2 separate regions of the Mus musculus genome follow, and region 2 is linked to region 1. The links are chromatin contacts, found by Hi-C or POLR2A ChIA-PET in ENCODE. All regions are on one chromosome and are shown on one strand. The core of a region is the stretch at or near the end of the contact, and the rest is flanking DNA. Distances in the headings are between cores, read along the strand shown.

What was found. Hi-C counts contacts between places; a loop is a spot of excess contacts on that map. ChIA-PET counts read pairs that join two places held with the same protein, here RNA polymerase II (POLR2A).
Region 2: a loop to region 1 is called in a map of heart, with 2.1 times the contacts of the local background. The contact joins two enhancer-like sites. A Hi-C loop is called at or near these places in 4 of 37 maps with a recorded cell type or tissue (Patski, T-helper 2 cell, heart and 1 more). POLR2A ChIA-PET finds 5 or more read pairs at or near these places in 1 of 5 experiments (Patski).

What each region holds. Positions count from the first base shown.
Region 1 is chr12:33,193,534-33,196,311 of GRCm38, reverse strand. All of the region lies in intron 2 of Atxn7l1 (ataxin 7-like 1), which reads right to left. Among named protein-coding and RNA genes, the nearest start is that of F730043M19Rik, 47 kb to the right of the region's middle. Within about 2 kb of position 1,350, at least 1 of the 3 ENCODE cell types and tissues checked has a DNase peak (open chromatin) inside an H3K27ac peak, as active enhancers do.
Region 2 is chr12:33,242,997-33,245,696 of GRCm38, reverse strand. All of the region lies in intron 3 of Atxn7l1 (ataxin 7-like 1), which reads right to left. Among named protein-coding and RNA genes, the nearest start is that of Gm38649, 14 kb to the left of the region's middle. Within about 2 kb of position 1,325, at least 1 of the 3 ENCODE cell types and tissues checked has a DNase peak (open chromatin) inside an H3K27ac peak, as active enhancers do.

The DNA of each region.
Region 1 (2,778 bases), core at 101-2,600:
TCAGATTATACTTACATATGCGTTTAGGTTTTCCATGCTACTTCCTTCTGGCTTGACCTTGAGGTCCGTTTTGTTGTTATTATTGTTTATTTGCTTTAATTTTTTTCCTCTCTGTTTCTTACCTTAGCTTTCTGCGCCTCTGTGATTAACTCCAAAGCTCAGAAATCTTTTAAAATACATACATGAAAAAATATTTCAATAATAGTAAAAGAAGGTAAGACAGGAGGAGAGAGCGGAGAGGGACAGGCAGAGCTGCAGAGTCTGTCACTTATTTAATGTACAGGTACTTTACTCGGTTCTGAGACAAGGACTCCATATGTAGACTGACCTGACCTTGAATTCAGAGAGATCTGCCTGCCTCGGGGACTGGGATTAAAAAATGTGCACCACCGCACCCGGCTTTCCTTGAATAGTTTAAAAGATAACACTTTAATTTAAATTAGTCTCACCTTCTCGTGGCTAGACATTGAGAAAAGATACAGAAAGTTTGATGTAAAAATAAATTCTTTAAATAAGAAGCAAATGTTCTGAACAACCTCTTCCTGGGTTTTCATATTTATTACTCTGCTTCAGAGAAATTGCCAGTCGGGAACAATCAGTTCGCAGGCCTGTTACAAAAGATCCTTTCCTAGGGAATATAAGGAACAGGGTGACAGTTAGAGGGGTAGGGGGCTGTGGGTGGGGCCGGTCCTCCCTAGGAGCGGCACTCAGGATGTTCTCTTTGTCCTCTGTCTCCAGCAAACTTTTGTTTCCTGGGGCTGGGGAAGGGGGCGTAAAGTCGTGTTTTTTGTTTTGTTTTGTTTTTTTTAACCAAACCAAGATATGAGTGTTTCTCCAAGCTGCCTCCTAACGTCTGGAGAACCCGCTGTTATGGAGTGATGAGGGAAGGAGCAGCAGACGTGGGGCCAGCTGAGAGTCGGCAGCCACAGCAACCTCAGAAGCTGCTTACGAAAGGGATGCACAGATGAGATGCACAGATGAGGGCTTACAAGAGGCATGCGGTTTCCCCTGGAATGGTCTATGCTGAGGTTGTCTACTAAGACAGTTATTTTTATAAATCTCCAGAAAGAAGAGCAGCATCAAGGACTCAAAATGGAAGTAAAGTGCTACTTCTAAATTTTATTTTAATTAATTTTCGACTTCGTATGCAAAAAGCGGTGTACATGTCTGTGTGTATATCTGAATGTTTGGGGGGGTGCATGTAGAAGCCATGGGTGATTTTAGGATCACACCTCCTCATAATTCACTGAGGCAGGGTCTCTCAATCAATCCTAGATCTTGAAGATTCAGCTAATCTCCCTAGCTAGCTAGCTAGCTAGCTGAGGATCCTTTGGTCTCTGCCTTTGAAAGCTTGAATTGTAGGCAGGCCTCTATGCCCAGCTGTCATTTCCATGGGTTCCTGGGGACTCAAACGCCAGTCATCACACTGTGCTTAATCACTGAATCATCTCCAGCTCTTCCTTTAAATTTTAGAAGTTTTCAAGTGACAATTCTGTGTGACCCACCTCCACCCCCAGACACTTTCAGCTCCACGTGGCCTCTGAAAATTTACCTCCTATGCATTTTCCCAAGAAGCAACTGGAAGACGTCCCCCACCCCCAGCCCAAGGCACAAACCAACAACAAACAATACTACAACAAAATCAATCAACCAACCAATAACAAGGAACCAAGACTTACAATCCAAGAAAAGAAGGATCTAAGCCAGATCACACAAAAAGGGGATCCCAGATGAACAAGTCTAGGCCAGAGCAGGAGGATGGGAGCTACAGGAGGGGCTATCTTAGTGACAGATGATGGAGGGCTTGGAAGCTGGGAGTAAAGACAGCAGTAGGCACCCAGTAGGTCTGCAGGGGCACTGGGGAAGAACTTGACATGTGTAGGCAGTAAAACCAGTCTTTTAACGATAATGTGTAGCTCAGGAAAAAACAGCTGAACAATTGTACAGGCAAAGAGACACCACCTCTCTCAGTTCTCTCTATAGTGGATAATGTTTAAATCATCTTCATAGTGGAAACCCAACGGCAGGGTCTGCCCCACAAGGCATGGCTATCAGAATGGAGAGGAGTGAGGAGGGCTTGTGTTAAAAAGGGCAGGTCCTTCTCACAGGGAGTCAGCAGGCAACGTTTAAAAACCAATAAGACTGCATTCAAGACATCTGAGTGAGGGCAGTGATTTGGAGGGGAAAAAAAAAACAAAAACAAAAGAGTTCAAAGAGGTTCCTCTGGGAAGTGGGGCTGGGCCTGAGAAAGACTGCTGCTGTTTGACTTTTAATCTATGTTTTTATAAAACGGATAAAAATAAAACGGAATTTAAAAATGAAAGCACTGTCTTGAATTTTTAATATAAAAATTTTTCAGTTGGGAACAGAGGTAGAGAAATAAGAAACATGATGAACTCTCTATCACCAAGAAAGTCCCAGCGTTGCACTCCTGAGAAGCCACGCCCACCCCTCCACGTGGAGGGAGCCTGGTCTCTGCCTTCAGGGGCAGTTGGCCACTGAGAACTTCCCCTCATCACTGCAGCTCTCAAACCCTCTCCTATACAAGCAGGGCCTCACTCGGGAAGAATGTGTTGAGACTTGTCCTGCTTCCAGCTGCAATGTTTTGGAATGTTTGATTCCTAAGCAATGGCGAGAGAGAAGCCAAGAATTTTAGGAAACCCACAGTGTGGGGAGGGGCGGAGGGAGCTCGGTGAGACGCACTGAGGACAAATGTCACCAACAAGAACCACTCCTTGGTTGAGGTCTAGGACACTCAGTGAGTTCACAGTGAAAGTC
Region 2 (2,700 bases), core at 76-2,575, 49 kb before region 1:
TGTTCAGGCTGGGTGCATGCCCAGGGGGACTAAATCTTGTGCCAAGAGCCAACACTTCCTCCCATTGTATGACCACATTTTGGCAAACACCCTCCAGCAAATGACTGGTGTCTCCTTTCACCAATGGATGGCAAGATTCTTGCTCTGTGAGCCTGACATGCTAACTTCCTAACAATGTGTGCAGCAGAGGGCGGGGGGGGGGGCGCGGGCCCACCCTCCACTCTACAGGGGGAAGACCAGGGAATGAAGCAAGAGTTCCACGGAGAAAGACAACAGGGAACTGGTTTGCAGGATTCCAGGGCTCTGAGAGATACAGTAGCAGTCAGGGACTCTGAGAAAACCAGACTTGCAAGAGATAAGTAGGAAATAAATCTCCAGGACACTGGCCCCTGGAATCTGCTTTGGAGCACACAGGCACCCCTAATCTTCTAACATTCTTGAAACAAGAAGACAGTCCATTGCAGTTTCAGTATGGTCCATCTGAGCAAAACAGTTCTCACACCGCTCTTCTCTAGGCAACCAGTGGGTCATGGAGGCTGCTTATCATTCCAGATGCAGCCGTGTCCTTCCCACCGTCAGAAATAACATGATGCTTGTACTTATATACAGTCAAAAAAAAAAATCTAAAATCGGTGGGGGCTGCCTAGAAAACCTTGCATATCTTAAGCCTCTAGAGATGTGTTTCAATTAGTCACATTACCTGTGTATCAACCTCTACCACGAGTGCTAACCCACCAGGCCATACAAAGGCCTCACTGTGCTCATGTGTCCCCAAACCAGCCCTTCTTCTAAGCACTTACTCTGTCTTTCAGAATACCTCTATGGGTCAGGTTCTATATTAGTCCCATATTATAGATGAGACAACTGAGGCACAGAAAGGCTGAAGGACTGGCAGAACTCACTTAGGAACATCAGAGGCTAAATCAAGCCCAAGCATTGTAGCTGGAGAGTCAAGCTCTTTCCCAACCCTGTGCCTGACTCTGTAACCTAATGCCCTTCAGACACTGCAGCTGGCGCCCTGAGGAACACTGGCTGGCTTGCGTCTCCCCTGACACTCCTCTCAACCCTCTAGAAGCCCGGGATGCTGGGCTTCAATACAGAGCCTTTAGTGTGAAAAAGGCACTCACCCCCAGGCTCCTATTCCTACATTCAGGCTGGACTGCAGAATGTCATTTTGTGTTTGTTTGAGCACTCTACCATGCAGCCAGAGACAGCCCCATAGATAGGCTCTGTTCGCTCTCCGCAGCCCAGCATCTGGACCCTCCCTTCCCACCGCCAGTCTCTGCCCGTGCTCCTGCAGCCAGCAACCGATGTTTCCCGTCTAACCTCATTATATATTTCATCTAAAGATGCCTCCGCGAGCGCGGCAGCAAGGCATATTTTTAGCACAAGCTACATGCCAAGGCAACTTCAAATTTATCATTTCTAATAATAGCCGTGGAGCAGAATCACAGCGCCCATTCCACAAATGGGCAAACAGAGGCAGGAGGCTCCAGCAAGGTCACAGAGGCTCAAATGGCAGAGTCCCCTCTGTCATAACCAATTCTCTCCCTGGACTGCTTCCTCCTAACTTCCTGCTTAGCAAACTCATCTGAGGCCTGGGAATAAGTGTTGTGGAGATGGAGGAGATGGAGATGGAGATGGAGATGGAGATGGAGATGGAGATGGAGATGGAGATGGATCTGTGTTTGTGCTGGGGCTTCCGAATACTAACTAGCAGCTTTCTCTGCTGGCAGGGCTGCTGATGCCTCTCCAAACACTTTCTCCGAACCCCTTCTCCTCAGTAGGTTCCCATGCACAAAGCACTCACTTGGCATTTCAGTTTGCATCTTTCTCTCATCTCCCCGCCTTCCTCGCTAATCAGCGTGGCAAAAGAATTTACTCGCACGCAGAACATAACCAATGGCCTGGAGTGCCTGCTAAAATGACCGTAACTTTGGTTCTGATGGAATCTTCAGGCTAGGAAATGAAGGGATAGAGCACAACCTCTATGCAGGCCAAGAGCTTCCTTCAGTCTCACTCGCAGGGAGTGTTTTTCCAATAGCTACTACGGAGAGCTCAGATTTCCGGTGAAGGACTGATGCATAAGCCAGAGAATGGGTTACTTTGTTGCATTAGAAAGTCCTGCATTAGAAACTGTGAATGTGAAAACTTCCCTAAGCCAGTTGTGAGCACATTGGTTTTGCTATTGGTGTGCATTTTGTTCCTGGAGACAGTGCGATGGGAATTCTAGCCTCAGTTCTTTCTTTTTTTTTTCTTCAATTTATTTACATTTCAAGTGTTATTCCCTTACCCGGTTTCCCCCCACCTCCTAGAAACCCCCTATCTCATTCCCCCCTCCTGCTTCTATGAGGGTGTTCTTCCACCCACCCACCCACTCTCCCCTCCCCACCCTAGATTCCCCTACAATGTGGCATCTATTGAGCCTTCATAGGACCAAGGACCTTCCCTCCCATTGATGCCTAGCAAGGCTGTCCTCTGCTACAAATACAGAGTCGGATGCTAGCCTCAGTTCCAATCCTGTGACCTTAGTCTCTGTTTTGCATTTTCTTGTTGTTTTCTCTTGGAGCTTCGAAATCTGTAAAGCTACCACTCCCAGGGGTGCTACTCCCTGCGTTTCTCTGTAAGCCCAAATGCGCAGACTGTGGGACAGTGCTTGTGTACACACAGCGAGATGCTGTGGCAATGTAAGGGCCCCCT